4 separate regions of the Homo sapiens genome follow, and regions 1, 2 and 4 are each linked to region 3. A link is a contact called in ENCODE Hi-C or POLR2A ChIA-PET data. All regions are on one chromosome and are shown on one strand. Each heading gives the region's core, a stretch centred on a gene start or an enhancer-like site at or near the end of the contact. The rest is flanking DNA. Distances are from core to core; before and after follow the strand shown. Region 1 holds the start of PURB (purine rich element binding protein B). Region 2 holds the start of MYO1G (myosin IG). Region 3 holds the start of STK17A (serine/threonine kinase 17a). Region 4 has its middle 240 kb from the start of INHBA.

Region 1 (4,309 bases), core at 751-3,250, 1.3 Mb before region 3:
AAACTGTGTGATCATACTTTCACTTCCCTCGGGTAAATACCTAGAAGTGGAGGCTGGCTGCGGTGGGTCACGCCTGTAATCCTAGCACTTTGGGAGGCCGAGGTGGGTGGATTGCCTGAGCTCAGGTGTTCGAGACCAGCCTGAGCAACACGGTGAAACCCTATCTCTACTAAAATACAAAAAATGAGCTGGGTATGGCTATAGTCCCAGCTACTTAGGAGGCTGAAGCAGGAGAATTGCTTGAACCCAGGAGGCAGAGGTTGCAGTGAGCCAAGATTGTTCCACTGCACCCCAACCTGGGCAACAGAGCAAGACTGCTCAAAAAAAAAAAAAAAGTGGAAATGTTGGGTCTTATTTTATGAAAGGTATATAAGAAACTGCCAAACTGTTTCCCAAAGCATTTATACCATTTTATATCCTTACTAGCAATGTATGAGTTCCAGTTTCTTCACATCCTTCTCAACACTTGATGTTACATTTTTTAATTTTAGCCATTCTAGTTGGTATTTCATTCTGACTTTAATTTATATTTCCCTAATGATGAATAATGTTGAGCACTGTTTCATGTGCTTACTGGCTTTTTTGACGAAGTGTCTGTTAAAATCTTTCACCTTTTATATTGGGTTATCTATTATTTGTGTTCTTTACAAGTCCATTGTTGGATTCACTATCTATGAATAACTACATTTAGGCTGGGTGTGGTGGCTCACATCTGTAATCCCAGCACTTTGGGAGGCTGAGGCGGGCAGATCACCTGAGGTCAGGAGTTCAAGACCAGCCTGGCCAACATTGTGGAACCCCATCTCTACTAAAAATACAAAAATTAGCCGGGTGTGGTGGCGGTTGCCTGTAATCCCAGCTACTCAGGAGGCTGAGGTAGGAGAATTGCTTGAACCCGGGAGGTGGAGGGTGTAATGAGCTAAAATCACGCCACTGCACTCCAGCCTGGGTGACAGAGCAAGACTCAAAAAAAAAAAAAAAAAAATTTAAGGATGAGGACATTTTGGCTTTGGAAAATCAAGTAACTGGTCAAGGTCACAGATTCAAACCCAGTGCAGTTGCAGAGCCTACACTTTTTAACACTATTCCAATTCTGCCTCTTGTTACACCTCAATGCTTACAACAAAAAGACCTCATAGGAATTATTCATTTTATTGATAAAGAAACTAAAGATTGGCAGTCAATTTCCTTAACCACTTTAATATGGCTAACTGTGGGGACAGTTAACTGATCTCTGGATCCCAAATCTAACCTCATCCTAAATCATCTTCTTTCTATATTGTTCCCACAGTGATCTTTCCAAAATGTGAACCTGATCACATACGGTGGCTCCAGACTCTGGGGTAGGCACTAACTCTCCCGCACTGCAAATGGCTTTCCTTGATCTAATCCACCCTCCAGTGTCATCTACGACCATTCTTCAGGCATACACACCCCCAGCTGCTCTGAGCTCCCAGCATCAGGCCCTGGGTGCCTCTGCACTGCCGTCTCCTATGCTGGGTGGCTCTTCTCCAGAGTTGCCAGGCCAACTGCAGTTTGCCCTTCAGAGTCAGCTCATGCCTCCTCTAGGGAACCCCACAGGCTGGTCAGAACCCGCTTCCGAGTGCTCCAAAGGATCTCCCTCCCCCCGGTCGCCAGTGTATAGACTGGAACTCTGTTCCCAGCACACAACCAGCGCGAGCAGGCTGGGGCCTGAGTATGCTCAGCTAACGCCCCGGAAGCGAGAAGGAGGGAAGTGGACGACACCGGAGTCTAAAGTAAAAGTGTCACGGGAAGAGGCGCGTAGACAGACGCAGCGGGCGGCTGAGTCACGCTAAGGCTGGCAAGTCCCCAGGGCTAGAAACCGAGCAGTAACACTAGCCTACTCTCAGCTTGCCGCCCGCCCGGCGCGGCCCCTGACGTCACCCCTCTGCGCCACGCCGCCGCGGCGCTTCCGGCCGCGAGGCCGCGGAGGGCGGGACGGAGTGACTTCACGGGAAATCGCGCGCCGGAAGTGGCTAGGGCTGCACGGAAGTCGCGGGGGCGGGGCGCGGAGGCGATGGGGGGGCGGCGGCGGCCGGCGATGAGCGGCGGGAGCGCGTGAGCGAGCCGGGCGGGCGAGGCTGGGGGGCCCCGGAGCGCGAGCCGGAGGGCGGGGGCGCGAGCGCGGCGGGCGGTGGCGGCGAGGCGGCGGCCTAGAAGATGGCGGACGGCGACAGCGGCAGCGAGCGCGGCGGCGGCGGTGGGCCGTGCGGGTTCCAGCCCGCGTCCCGCGGCGGCGGCGAGCAAGAGACGCAGGAGCTGGCCTCGAAGCGGCTGGACATCCAGAACAAGCGCTTCTACTTAGATGTGAAGCAGAACGCCAAGGGCCGCTTCCTCAAGATCGCCGAGGTGGGCGCGGGCGGTTCCAAGAGCCGCCTCACGCTGTCCATGGCGGTGGCCGCCGAGTTCCGCGACTCGCTGGGCGACTTCATAGAACACTACGCGCAGCTGGGCCCTAGCAGCCCCGAGCAGCTGGCGGCTGGCGCCGAGGAGGGCGGCGGGCCGCGGCGCGCGCTCAAGAGCGAATTCTTGGTGCGTGAGAACCGCAAGTACTACCTGGACCTCAAGGAGAACCAGCGCGGCCGCTTCCTGCGCATCCGCCAAACGGTCAACCGCGGCGGTGGCGGCTTCGGCGCGGGCCCCGGGCCGGGCGGCTTGCAGAGCGGCCAGACCATCGCGCTGCCTGCGCAGGGCCTCATCGAGTTCCGCGACGCGCTGGCGAAGCTCATAGACGACTACGGAGGCGAGGACGACGAGCTGGCAGGCGGCCCGGGAGGCGGCGCCGGGGGCCCAGGGGGCGGCCTGTATGGAGAGCTCCCGGAGGGCACCTCCATCACCGTGGACTCCAAGCGCTTCTTCTTCGATGTGGGCTGCAACAAATACGGGGTGTTTCTGCGAGTGAGCGAGGTGAAGCCGTCCTACCGCAATGCCATCACCGTACCCTTCAAAGCCTGGGGCAAGTTCGGAGGCGCCTTTTGCCGGTATGCGGATGAGATGAAAGAAATCCAGGAACGACAGAGGGATAAGCTTTATGAGCGACGTGGTGGGGGCAGCGGCGGCGGCGAAGAGTCAGAGGGTGAGGAGGTGGATGAGGATTGAAACGGGCAGCTTCCCCTACAGGCCTCCACCCAACCACCATCCCCTTGGCTAGAGAATTCCCTTTCCTGCTCATCCCCAGTGAGCTAGTGGAGAGGGAGCAAGGGAGGCCGCAGAGGGAAAAAACAAAACGTAACACAGTTAAGAGAAATAATCGTAAGAGAACAGTGACGGACAACTTGAGAAAAGCAGTCAAGTTCCAAGGAACTGACAGCAACCTGCAAAGAGGAAAACAGCATCTCCTCACCTGCGTAAAATTGTCTCAGCTTCTGTTGTTTCTCAACTGAGGTTCGTAAACCCATCAGGATAATCCCTGGAGGGAATAGATCCTTGCACATCCAGGGCAAGAAACATGTCCAAGTTACCCAGACCATTGATAACAGTTGCATTTAGGTTGCACCTGGGTAATCTGGCATAAAAGATCTCTCTAGGCCTCACTGTTGCGGTGTCTATCCCTTCACCTCCATTGAAATCAGCATTTTGGATCTAGGTCTTCATGGAATCCTTGAGAAGAGAGGCCTTTACAATTACCCAGTTCTGAGGGTTCAGGTTCACGAAAAGAAATGCAACTTGGGATAATCATGAACAGGTTAAAGATAAGATTTCAAGAAGCCATCTAAGAATACAGAACCAAATTGGATCCATTTTTTTAAAAAAATGGTTTTGCATGGAACCTGGACCAAGGCAAATGTCTTTTCTTCGCAGAATTGTTTTCCAGGATGCCAGTGGATTCAGATAGCAATGCTTGGAGTAGAATCCGTTACTAAAATAGTTTCAAAGTTGACAAAAAATTTTCAAAGATAAAAGCAGTTTTACATTGGGGGTTGCTGAGGTAGGCACAAGAAAAAGTCAGGCATAAAGCACAAGGCAGACTGTTTGAGTGGATTGGTTGCTGCTCACTAAAGTTGTTCCCCTGATCTCTAAATATGGAGGTCATTACCAAGAAATGCTTTGGTATGAATGAGAGCCAGATCTCCACTGTGTGAGCCAGTGAATTATGGCTAATTCGGCTGTTACAGCCACTGGTTGGCTGGATTTTAAACCATAAAACTTGAAGATTACCTACAAAAGTAACAGTGTGGCTATAAGCCTGAGCTTTAATGGATATACATCCTCACAGAAAAGTTGGAAATAACCAAAACTGAAGTCTTAATTTACCTTCAGTTTAATCTGTGGATTTGTTCAAATACTA
Region 2 (4,047 bases), core at 1,000-3,499, 1.4 Mb before region 3:
TGCCAGGCTTGAGTTGGTGGTGGCCCCTCCTTGCTGTCCTTCCATTAGGAGCCTCTGCCTTTGTTCATCTACCTGTTCTACCAGTCATACCCTGTAAGGAGCATGCCCTGGGGAAGCTGCAGATAGAGCTACCATTTGTCCTCCCTTCTGAGGACCAGGCCGTGACTCTGACTGACCGACTTTTCCCTGGGATTTGAGTAGGACCCACTGAATTCAGTGCTATAAGGGCCCAGAGGTCTGTTGACCCAGGAGGGAACTTCCTTTGTAGTGATGTCATCTCAGCCTCGGTTTTAATATATGTAAAATGAAAATAACAGTAACTCCTACATGTGTCATGAGAATCAAATGAGGCAATGCATGGCAAATTTGTGCAAACTACCAAGGAAGGACGCCCAGGGTCCCAGCAACCAGCAGCAGCTAAAGCAAGGGCGGGCAAACTCCTCCCACCAGCCAAATCTCTGAGCTAAGAGTGGTCTTGACATTTTTAAGTGGTTAGTGGTGGGGGAAATACCCAAAATAGTATGATTACGTGACAGATGAAAAGTTTGCGAAGTTCAGATTTCGGTGTCCTTAACGTTTTACTGGAATACAGCCATCTTGGTTCCACTGGTTGGCTTGACTCCCTGGGGGTTGGGGAAGTGAAACTTGAAAAGACAGATGAGCTGGCAAGAGTCTGGGTGAGAATTCCCAGACTTGAGTGTAGGTTTGGGAAACCCTTCAAAAGCACCAGCCCAAGAGCCTGGGGGTGGGGAGGAGGCCACACTTGTCAGAGTTCCGAAGGACTGACTTTGAATTTGCCCAAGAGGAGCCCCAGGTCTGGCCCAGGGTGGAGCCAGAGGCTGCCCACTTACAAATTTGGGGATTTTTCAGGCCAGTGGCCCCTTATTGCAGTGGTGCGTGACTCAGTTTTATTAGGTACTTGAATAAGTACTTTCAGTTTTATCAGGAATGCATTTGCTTTAAGGTATTCGAGAGAAAAAAATAAACTTAACTTGCCTATCCATTACTTCAAAGTTTAAAAAATGGGATGACTGAAAGACAATAGTTAAACTAGTGCTTATGAGTACAACAAATCTCAAAGGCAGCACATGAATGACTGAAGTTTGGGAATTCTGGAGTCTGCCCTTTGACCTCCCTGTATGAGGGAAGGGGTGAAAGAGAAATGTCACCAGTCTATTTGTAGGATGAGAGAGAACTGCATCCATTTGACCTTTGATGAGAGAATCGCCCCAGTGTTCCTAGAGGATGGGTGTGACCTGCCCCAGTCTGTCCTGGGATGAAAAAGAACTTTTTCCAGTCTGCCTGGAAGCTAAGAGAACTGCACCCCTCCCACTTCTTCCAGGAGCACTAAGTGTCAGGAATGCAGTGTCTGGAGATTTTGGCCACTCCCTAAATGCAGCCGCTCCCCAAATGCGCTGCCTCATCTTCAAAGTGCAGGGACAGCAGCTCTGAGATGAGGCCACAGGGCTCCAGGCATGTTCCTGGTCCTCACTGCAGTTTATGGGGGATCGGCTGGACACAAGTACAAGGCAGAGGACAGTTAGGGGCACAGGGGTCCCACTGAAGGCCAGCCCCATGCAGAGGATGCTCTGGGGTCCTCTGTCCCTCCCCCGTGGCTGGGGTGGGGAATTGCAGTGCTAGGACCACTGGCCCTTGGCAGGTCACACAAGAAGCTTTGCTCGTCTACACCCCAGTGTGGCCTTCACACTGCAAAGAAGGCTGTTGCCCCCACCCCAAAGGCCTGGGCATTAGGATCCTTTTTCATTTTTGTATTAATGTACAATGTACATACAGTATATTGCATCTAGTGTTCAGTTCTGACTTGAGAGACACACACAGCCAGGTAACCAAGATCACGTCAAAAAATCTTTCTTTAAAGTCCCACAAGTGACTCTAACGTGCTGCCAGGGTTGGAAGCCAACCCACGGAGTCTTGTCTCCTGCTTGTGGGTGGAGGGGAGCTTCCGAAGGAGGCCAGCGAAGAACCCTCCAAAGCGGGGAGGACCCAGCATCCGGCCCCTCGCCCCTGGCGTGCAAACGGGTCAGACCGTTAGGCACAGCCTCCTTGTGGGGCGCAGGGACAGGAAGCAGGGTTTAGAGCACCTCGAGGGGGAAGGAGTGGCAAGTGCGGAGGGCAGCCCCTCCCAGGACTAGAACCCACTTCCTACTTTACACCAGCACTGGAGGAGGCTGGTGGGGCAGGGCGGGGGCGGTGGGGCCTCCCCTAGCCTTCCCTCCCCCTCTCCTTCACTGTCCTTCCAGCAGGCACAGGAAGGTGAGGCAAGGTGTTTCCAGCCGGCAGGATGGAGGACGAGGAAGGCCCTGAGTATGGCAAACCTGACTTTGTGCTTTTGGACCAAGTGACCATGGAGGACTTCATGAGGAACCTGCAGCTCAGGTAGGCCCAGGGCAGGAGGCAGTGGCTCCCCTCCTCCAGGGTCTCCCACCTTGCGTCCTCGCAGAGACCTGAGGGAAAGAGGAAGGCACGCTGCTGTCCAAGGGAGGGGGCAGTGGCACACACCCACCCAGACCAGATGGGGCTGAAATGAGTGCCTCAAAGCACGGCCCCAGGGGACAGGAACAGACAAGGAGGCAACTGTCCCTGTCAGGGCTGGCAAGTCAGCACCGGAGCTGCCCACCACCTCAACCCACCCCTGCCTCCCACACAGTCCAGGCATCTTCTGCCCCTTCTTTCCTGCCCGACGGGGCCAGGGCATGACACTTCTTGGACAGATACATACCAGGCACTATCTTTCCAGGAGGGACCAGGGGCACCTCCCTCCAGCCACTTCCCAGCCAGTTGTTGATGCTCCCTCGATGCATCTCATCCATGGGGCCTGGCCTGAGCCCTGGGGACACTGAGATGAAGCAGTCAGGCTCCACCCTAGGGTCCAAACATTCCCACCAAGTTGAGGTGACATTCTCCTGGGGTACATGGAGTATCACAGGACACAGTTGGTAGAAGTGATATTGGAGCCCAATTTACCATCAAGGAGGGCAGGTGGAGGGCAGGGAGAAGCCCGGGAGGTAGGGGCATGGCACAGTAGGGTGGCCATACAGGCAGCTGGGCTTCCTGCCAGGACTCCCAGGGAGGGGCAGAAGGCCACTCGCTGTGTACTCCGGAAGCTCCCTGGGGAGAGCTTGGGGACCAGGATCCCCACTAAGCACCGAAGGCAAGAGACCACGAGCCTGGCTCAAAGAGGAGGGCTAGCCAGGACGTGAGCTAAGCACTTTGTGCACATTGTTCTACCTCATTCTTATAAAATGAGCTTATGAAACATTGTCCTCTCTATTTTGATGAGGAGAACACTGAGCCCTGGAGACGTGGGTGACTTGTGCCCTCATCCCCAGCTTGTAGGAGGATGGGAGCTAGGCCCAGGAAAACCCATGTCAGAGGTGGTGGAGAAAGAGGAACCTCAGGACAGGCCCACCCAGGACAGGCTGCCGGGAGACAGGGCCATCCAGGGAAGGGTGGGTACCACACACCAAGGGGAGATGGGTCTGAGGGGCAGGCCTGCCAGTCCTCCTCCCAGGGGCAGAAAGGTCAAGAGAAGGGCAGACATCCACCCCCACTGGGGACCAGGTTTGTGAAGGAAAGGGTCAAGAAGTCTGAGGCTGTGCCAGGGGAGAGGCAGCAGCCACTGGCCACAGGCTGGGGGGTCGGGGGTGTAAAGACAACGACATCAACTCCCTCCCTGTCATCTGGGTGGGGCTGGGTGGGGTCCCCTTTTGTCTCTGGGTTCCCGCCCAGGCCTTGAGACAGGAAACAGCCGAGGAGGCCCCTCCTTCCCCTCCCAGCCCAGTCACTTCTCAACCCCATCTCCCCATCTGCCCTGCGGGGTTCACCCCAGGAGCCAGCCCTGACTCACGGCACCCAGTGCAGTCTTGGGCAAGTCTGTTTCCTTTGCAAAATGAGTGGTCATGTTTCCAGTGACCTTGGGATCCCTGGGGAGACCACTGTGGACCCCAAACTCTATGCCGCAATGGAGACAGTCTCTGAGTGGCTCAGCTCACCCAGGATGGCACCAGGGAGACGCAAGGTCAACAC
Region 3 (4,192 bases), core at 153-2,652:
ACAAATGCTGGCAATAATGCGAACATTTACTGAACGCCATGTGGCAAGCCCAGTGGTATGCGCTTGACAAGCATGGCATCTTCAGGCCACCTCTGAGGTAGGTACTGTCATCATTATACGATTTTACGGATGAGGAAAGTGAGGCTGGAGAGTCTAACCCCTCCAAAGGCAAACACAGCAAGAAGGGCACGAATATGAACTCAGGTCTGCCCCCAAAGCCAGAGTATTTAACAACTTCTTCAAACTGTTCTCAAGGAAGAGTCGCCAAACCCCACAAAAATCACTCGATCACCCCTCTTCAGCATACAAAATGTAAAGCATCCGAACAGCCTGCACCTGCAACTTTACAGACCAAGTTGTAAGCTCTCTCTACTCCCACAAAAAAAGGGTGGGCTAGCGTGGGGTGGGGGGAGAAGGCAAGAATCGGTTCCCAGCAAAGTAAAAAGCGAGAAAAGGGCCAAGCGCCCACGAAAGAAACCAATCTAAACTCGAAGCAAAGGGACCTAAATGCTTTAGAACTAAAACGGCAGAAAACCAACCAAGAAAACGAAAATGAATTCAGCAGAAGACCGACACAAGGTAACAGAGCGCCGGTGCAAAGGAAGCGGTCACAACGGATGCTGTATTTTATTAAAACCACACAGGCAGACCAAGAAAGTCGCAAGAGTTGAAGGAAAAATGCAAAGTCGGCTCCACAGACCTCTGGTTTTCAGACCCGCTGCTCGGGGTGAAAGGCAGAGCGCGGCCCGCACCTTCTCTCGTTAAATAGCCATTCGAAACGCCACAGAGAACGAAAGGGCTGAGGAAAGTGTCCGCGCCTCCGGGACCGCCATCGAGTTACCACCACTCGCTTGCTGGGCGCGGCGCGTGGAGGGGGCGCTGGTGCGACTCGGCTGCCCTACTTGCCGTCGGCACCCAAGTTTGTGCCAAGTCACAACGCGCGTTATCGGCAGCAGCAACGCCACTTCAGCCTCGCCGCCGCGGCGCCGGCACTTATCGGCGCCCACGTCCCGCCCCGCGCGTCCGGGAAGGTTCCGCGCCGGGCCCCGCCCGTCCTCACCTGCCCAGCTCCCGGCCCGGGCACAGGCTGTAGCCGTCCTGGAAGGGCTCGGTGCGCACCACGGCGCGTATCTCTGTCAGCAGCCCGCGGGCCTGGGGCGGCGGCGGCGGCCGGCACGGCCCGCTCAGACCCCGGCCTGCCCGGCCCGAGCCTGAGGTGGCGCCTGGGGAGGAGCCGCCGCTGCCTGGCTTCTCCAAAGGGATCATGGTGTTCAGGCCCGCTTCTTTCCTGGCCGCCTGTTCACTCCGAGCAGCCGGAGGGTCACGGACCCGCCCCCGGCTCCTAGTGCCGGTCCGCGGAGCCTTCAAACACCCGCTCTCCCCAGCGCGGCGCTCGGACTGCGGCAGGCAGACTACCGGTAGCTCGGGCCCGCCCCGCGCCCCGCGACCGGCCCCGCCCCCGTGACCGCCCCGCGCCTGCCCTGCACCCTGCTTCTGGCCCCGGCCAACCCCTCCCCACGTCCGCCCCGCGCCCGACCCCGCCCCGGCCTCACTCCGTGGCCGCCCGCCCCCTCGCTGAGCTCCCGCGGGGTCCTGAGCGCCCGATGCCTCACGCGCGCCCTCTGCAGCTCAGGGGGAGAAGGTGCAGCTTTCGGGACGGCCCGGAGGCTGGAGGCGACTCACAGCACCACCCTTTGGCCAGGACAGCCTACTGCGTTAGCAGAGTTGCGCACCTGTTGAGCGTCTGAGAGTCACAAAAGCTGACCTTCGGTTAATAAAAGGCATTTGAGCTGTAAGCGGGACTTCACGTGGTGAGGAGGGGAGGGGTCTGGAGGCACTTCGGTTAATAAAAGGCATTTGAGCTGTAAGCAGGACTTCACGTGGTGGGGAGGGGTGATGAGATCCTGATCTCCGTACACTGGGAGAGGGGTCTGGAGGCAGAGTTGTATAAATATTATTAACCCTGCACACCGGCCCTATGAAATAGACACTATTATATTGTCTGTAGTCGTCTCTATATTTACTTTCGAGGTCCTCTCATCCGGTCTTACGACTTTAATTACCATCTATATGCTCATGACTACAGAATTTGTATCTCTAGCTTCCAAATATTCCCTGAACTTCAGACTGGTGTATTTGACTATGCATTTGGCATCTCCACTTACATGTCAAATTAGCATCTCAGACTTAACATACACAAAAGTAAGTTGCTGATTGGTCTTCATGAATGCACTCCTACCCAGCTTTCCCCGTCTCAGTTTTCTTCATCTCCTTCCTTCTAGCTGTTCAGGCCAAAAATCTTGGGATGAGCATTGATTCCTCTCTCATGCTCATCTCCAGTTTGTCAGTAAACCCTCTTGTCTTTTCCTTCAAACTAGATGCGGCGTTTGATCACTTCTCTCTATTTCCACCTTACCACCATGGCCTGAGCCATCGTTATCTCTTACCTGGATTATTGTGATAGTTTACTAACTGGACCACCTGCTTCCATCCTTCTTTCTCCCTAATGTCGCATAGTTCATTTTCAAGGCAATGAGAGTGATCTTTTAAAAATCGAAACCAAATCACACCACTGCTCTACTCAGACTGTCTCAGTGGAGTTTTGCTTCTGGCACTGATATACTAGTTTATTTGTGTTCAATATTCTCACTAAGAAAAAATAGAAAAGTTGACAAAAGTTAAAAATTTCCTCTCCCAGCAAGGACTTGGATGACTGAAATCCTGGAAAGATAGGCAGCTCAGAAAGCCACCACTTTTCCCATGAGGTATTTGATGATTTTAAAGCCATGGCTGAAAGAGTGAGAAAGTAAGCAGAGCTTTCAGTCATCTCATGGGGTTGGGGAGACAAAAAAAAAATTGGAGTTTAGGACCTATTTATGATGAGGGGCTGGTAAGCAACTAGGCTTTCAGCTGGGACTCCGAAGAGCTATACCCTAGGGGTGTGGATGAACGGGAAATAGACCCAAGGGCTGAAAACCAGCTTCAAATGGCAACAGTAAATATTCTCTCTGGGGAAAAAAAGCATCATTCAGAGCAACACATTACCCATATAATATTTTATACACCATGTCTGAAACTTAATTTAAACAAAGGACACAGAATTGTCTTAAAAACTAAGGGAAAAAGAAAACAGAAATAAACACACAGAAGATCCAGATATTAAAGTTTAAAGACAGATTTTAAAATAATTCTGTTAAATATCTTCAAGAAATTAAATTGCAAGATAAAGAGTTTTCAGCAGAGAACTGGAAACTCCAAAGAAGAATACAATGGAATTTTGGAATTGGAGAAAAAAACACACTAACTAAAACTACTACAGAATTATGGGCTTAATAACAGATGAGATACAACTTAAGCAAGAATTAGTGAAGCTAATAAGCAAAACAAAATATGAAAAATGACATACAAGAGATATGAAAGAACTTTCTATAAAAGAGATAAGGTCTCAGAAAGGAGACTATGACACATGTGATATGTGGTAAAACATTCTAACACACACGTAATTGGAATATCAGGAAGAGAGGTGAGAGAAAAAAGGAAAAGAAGCAGTATTTGAAAAGATAACGGCTGGAAATTTTTTAAAACTAATGAACAACAATTCTCAGAGTCAAGAAACATTATGAACATAGAGCAGGATTTCAAGCAAAGAAAACCATGTCTAGGCACATTGTAAACTACTGAGAAACAAAATCAAAAAGAAAAGGTTTAAAATCAGCAAAGAAAACAGAGATATAATCTGCAAATGAGCAACAATAAAATTAAAAGCTTATTCTCAAAGAACCAATGGAAGCCTAAACACCTTCAAATGTTTTCAAAGCGCTAGGAGAAATTACCTATCAACCTATATTATATACCCAGTAAAAATGATCTTCAAAATTGAAAATAAAATACAGCCAGTTTTATAACCAAGAAACACTAAGATCATCAGCTGATTTACATTAAAGGAAATTCCAAAAGGAGTTTTTCAGGCAGATGGAATATAATCCCAAATGAAATCATGGAGACATCTAAAGGAATGAAGAGCAATCAATCCTTTTATATATGGATAGATATAAATACATATATATATATGGATAGATATAAATAAACACAATTTATATAAAACAATAAAAATAACGTCATGTGAAGTTTAAATATATGTAGAATTAAAATATACACAATAGCAGCACAAAAAGTGAGATAGAGTAAATGA
Region 4 (4,118 bases), core at 354-2,853, 1.6 Mb after region 3:
CTTTAAAAATGGAGAGAGAGAGAAAGAGAAAGTGTGTGTGTTACCTTTCTGAAATCACTCAGCTAGCAAGTGCAAGAACAGGGATCCCAACCCTCACCACTTCTCCACATTCCTTGTTTTGCGAATCAAGATGTGTGACCCTGTTTGGGGTTAGGCACAGTGGCTCAAGCCTCTAATCCCAGCACTTTGGGATGCCGAGGAGGGTGGATCACCTGAGCTCAGGAGTTTGAAACCAGCCTGGCCAACATGGTAAAACCCCATCTGTACTAAAAATACAAACATTGGCTGAGAGTGGTTGTGCACACCTGTAAATCTGAGCACTTTGAGAGGCTGAGATAGGAAGATCACATGAGGTTAGGAGTACGAGACCAGCCTAGCCAACATGGTGAAACTGCGTCTCTACTAAAAATATAAAAATTAGCCGGGCGTGGTGGTGCACCTGTAATCTCAACTACTCAGGAGGCTGAGGCAGGAGAATCGCTTGGACCCGGGAGGCAGAGGTTGCAGTGAGCTGAGATTGTGCCACTGAACTCCAGCCTGAGTGACGGAGTGAGACTATGTTTCAAAAAAAAAGATGTTATGACATTGTTTGGGTCATAATCAGTCACAGAGAAACATAGTGGCAAAATCCCAGTCTCTGAGTTCCAAGGCAGAGAATATGTGAGTTTACTCAGAGATGACAATTTAAGATTGCCTCTTCCTTAGCTCTGGGACCTCAGGCAAGTTTATGTATCTGTGCCTCAGTGTCCTCATCTGTCCAGATGACTGAATCATTGTGAGCAGGAGATGAGTTAAGTCTTGCAGTGTTTGCAGGCACCAGGGAAGTGGCACAGGTTATAATTAACAGTTCAGACATCAGGGAAGGGTTCCAAGAACATGAGTTAAACACTGACTAAGGAGGGGCCCTTTCAGAAGAGGAAGAGGTGGAGAGGAAGGTACAAGAGACAGTATGAGGTGGGAGAGTGGACCTCTGTAGATGAGGGTCAGGAAGGAGGTTGACAGGATGTACATAAGGCACTGGCAGGAGTGAAAACTCGGGGTGAAGGTGCATAGGCCCCAAACACCCCATGAAGGAGTCTGGGCTTTGCCCTGGAGGACCAGAGCTGGAGGGGACACACCAGGGGGGCCAGTGGGTGTGCTTTTTGGAGAAAATTTTAGAAGAAGAGGGAGGAGGCCAGAAGTCAACGATGCCTGGTCTAGAAGTCATAGCTTCTGTGAACGAGGAAGTCTCATAGGCAAAAGAACAGGCCTGGTCTTATGGGGTTCTGGGTCCAAAGGCCAGACCTGTTGCAAAGTGTCAGCAAGAGAAAAATTCCTGGCCCTCTCCTGCCAGCTCTAGCTCCCCCTGTCAATGAGAGAAAGGACAGGCCTATTCCAGAACACTCAGCCATCAGGCACAATCTCCAAGACTTGACTGTCCACTGCCCTCCTTCCCTCCCTCCACACTCCCCTCACCACACTTGTGGAGGGCCTGGGGATTAATGCCCAGTTTGCAGGGCATTTAATAGTGGCTTCTCAGCGGGCGGAGCTGCAAACGCGTCCAACAGCCCCTTCAGCCCATGCTGCTGCTGCCACCGCGTGGTGCAGGCGGGGAATGACTGCGCACCGTCCCTGTTCAGCGGGAGCACCGGAGCCCATCTCCACCTCCGTTCTCTGCGCTGAAGAGGAAAGAACCACGCGGATTCAGCACGGGGAATGTTTCTTGTTTAGGAACTGTAATATAGGGATTGGACACTAGCTAAAAAAGAGCATCTTTGGAGATGGGGGTATTAAACAGTTCAAATATGCTTGGGATTCATCAATATGAGACTTGGAGAAACATCTCTGTGGCCACTGCTGTGGCTTTCTTGGATCTGAACCAGACACTGCCTTTGTTTTTTACTACATATAAGCCAGAGGGAGTCCTGGGCTGCCTGAGCTGGGGAGGCGGGTGCGGTGACAGCAGCGCCCCTGCAGACTGAGCCTGCGAGTCCCACGCGTGAAGCCCACGCGTGAAGCCCGCAGGGTGCGCCGGGTTGTGCGGGGCATGGCAGCTCCCAGCCCCTCCACACATCGGGTCGGCCACTTCCCTGCGGGGACAGAATCTAGCATTTTTTCAACTGTCCTAGTCTATGTATAATTCCGTTTGTCTTTTGAAAGCAGTTGTTTATTTTGAAAGGCACAAGCGGAATGCCTTACATCAGCGCCCCTTGACCCGGAGGTAGGAGGAGCGTGAGAGGAGCCACAGGGTGGACTTTAAACCACACCGATGTGCTTGAGTCACGGGTCCTCGGGTAGCAAGTGGCTCTGCACAAGTTGTTGAACTTTTGAATTTTTTTTTTTTGACAGAGTCTCACTTATGTCCCCCAGGCTGGTGTGCAATGGCACGATCTCCGCTCGCTGCAACCTCCGTCTCCCCGGCTCAAGCAATTCTCCTGCCTCAGCCTCCAGAGTAGCTGGGATTACAGGCGCCCCCCACCAAGCCCAGCTACTTTTTTGTAGTTTTAGTAGAGATGGGGTTTCACCATGTTGGCCAGGCTGGTCTCAAACTTCTGACCTCAAGTGATTCGCCTGCTTCAGGCTCCCAAAGTGCTAGGATTACCGGCGTGAGCCACCACGCCCGGCCAGTTGTTGAACTTTCTATGAGCCTCTGTTTCCTCATCTGTGGAATGTGTCCTAGTCTATGTAGTAGATTAGTCTCTCTTGTAGAGGAGTCTAAATCATCAAGGGCGGTGTGTTTGCCTTTCATTTTACCCCACTCCAGACCACTCAGCAGGGCCCCCTTCTCGTTACTCCCTTTAACTATTGCAGCGAGTTAGGCAGTGACCCTTATATTCATGTCCGGGCAATCACTTCAAACATGGATATAGATGAACTCTGTGCCAAAAGAAGCATGTAACTGATTGCCCCCCAAAAGGAGAGGGCCAGGGCTGGTCATAGCGATGACCATGTGCCCAGAGGTCTTAGCGTGTGCCCCAGAGGAGGCTCCAAAATGAGGAAATGAGGGATCTGAAGGGCGGAAGGGAAGAGAGGTTCAGGCAGGTGTCCAAGGCTATCTGCCTGGTCAGTGACAGAGCCTGGACTGTGTGAAGGCAGATCCCATGCGTCTACCACTCACTGGCTGCCTCCAGCGGAAAGCAGAGTGGGCCCTGGGGTCACACACTCAGCTGGGAGGGAGTCCTCTTCCACGGAGTCAGTGGGTGACAGGGAATAGCCAGAGGCAGGGAAAGGAGAAGAGAGTGAGCAGAACAAGGTCATGGCAAAGTCTGGGTGAGAGGGAGGCTCCCAGGTGCAGGGCATTGAGAAGGGAACCCACAAGGGGAGGGGCCGAGGGTGGGGAGCCGCGGCTGGGGCACACTGAGGGTGAGGAGAGCATCCCATCCATGTGAAAATACCCAGGAGCTTGGGGATTTTGAGCTCCTATGAGTGGGCGTCTCATACCCAGAGTTCATTGCTGATGCCTTGACTGATTTCTTAAAACAGAAAAGATTTACTTGTAGGTGAAAGGAAGGAGAAAGACAGAAAAGAAATGTAATAGAGTGTCCCAGACAGGACTCAGTGCCATCAGGGATAGGGGTCAGGCACCTCTTGCCCAGAGATGCTTAAGGAGCTATGGTTCTTTGATGCTCTACCATTCTAGGAGTAGTTCAGGCAGCAAGAGAAACATCTTCCTGCCGCTAAGAATTGCTCAGACTTCAGCTGTTGTGGGCACTTACATTACTTAAGTTCAGTTTTTGTCACTCAAGGAAAGTCTTGTTGACAGAGGTGACAGAGGCTCAGAGTTAGGACCCATGTAGCAGAGATCAGCTTTACTGGGAAAAACTGCTTTGAGGCTCTGTAGGGAGCGGAATGAGAAACGGCAGTCACACACTGCCCCCTGGTGTTCAAGAGCATTTACTGTACCTTGGCTGCTTCCAAAGAGACAGGCGGAGCTCAGGCTTAGTCACCTTACAAATGTCCTTCCTAGGTGTTTTGGGTCTTACACATGTTCTTTTCACCTGTCAGTAACGAGGACCAGCTTTAGTGTTTACCAATCTATTTGCGCACTTTTTGGCCATACAACCCCGTGCAGGAAAAATAATCACAGGGAAAGAGAAGTGGGCTCTCCTCCCTGCACCCTTCCCTGCTCCCACAGCAGC

The links. A loop is a pair of places that touch in the nucleus more often than their neighbours do. ChIA-PET counts read pairs that join two places held with the same protein, here RNA polymerase II (POLR2A). Pooled maps may share reads with other maps.
Region 1: a loop to region 3 is called in a map of natural killer cell, with 6 times the contacts of the local background. The contact joins the promoter of PURB here to the promoter of STK17A in region 3. A Hi-C loop is called at or near these places in 1 of 168 maps with a recorded cell type or tissue (natural killer cell) and 12 of 50 pooled maps. POLR2A ChIA-PET finds 5 or more read pairs at or near these places in 1 of 52 experiments (A673).
Region 2: a pooled map shows a loop between it and region 3 (9-fold over the local background). The contact joins the promoter of MYO1G here to the promoter of STK17A in region 3. A Hi-C loop is called at or near these places in 1 of 168 maps with a recorded cell type or tissue (sigmoid colon), 2 of 37 single-sample maps with no recorded cell type and 12 of 50 pooled maps. POLR2A ChIA-PET finds 5 or more read pairs at or near these places in 1 of 52 experiments (GM12878).
Region 4: a pooled map shows a loop between it and region 3 (10-fold over the local background). The contact joins the enhancer-like site here to the promoter of STK17A in region 3. A Hi-C loop is called at or near these places in 7 of 50 pooled maps. POLR2A ChIA-PET finds 5 or more read pairs at or near these places in 2 of 52 experiments (A673 and activated CD4-positive, alpha-beta T cell).

The regions. Positions count from the first base shown.
Region 1 is chr7:44,883,221-44,887,529 of GRCh38, reverse strand. PURB (purine rich element binding protein B) reads left to right here and starts at 2,000. Exons shown (of 1, transcript NM_033224.5): 1 at 2,000-4,309. The coding sequence starts at 2,182. The coding sequence ends at 3,120. RefSeq lists enhancers at 1,571-1,820, 1,969-2,928 and silencers at 1,811-2,170, 2,461-2,510.
Region 2 is chr7:44,977,217-44,981,263 of GRCh38, reverse strand. MYO1G (myosin IG) reads left to right here and starts at 2,249. Exons shown (of 22, transcript NM_033054.3): 1 at 2,249-2,397. The coding sequence starts at 2,303. RefSeq lists enhancers at 510-639, 1,867-1,916, 1,947-2,016 and a silencer at 2,217-2,306.
Region 3 is chr7:43,580,318-43,584,509 of GRCh38, reverse strand. STK17A (serine/threonine kinase 17a) reads right to left here and starts at 1,402. Exons shown (of 7, transcript NM_004760.3): 1 at 1,061-1,402. The coding sequence starts at 1,266. RefSeq lists enhancers at 313-422, 553-602 and a silencer at 1,003-1,782.
Region 4 is chr7:41,940,681-41,944,798 of GRCh38, reverse strand. No RefSeq gene overlaps it. Among named protein-coding and RNA genes, the nearest start is that of INHBA, 240 kb to the right of the region's middle. Within about 2 kb of position 1,603, at least 7 of the 41 ENCODE cell types and tissues checked have a DNase peak (open chromatin) inside an H3K27ac peak, as active enhancers do.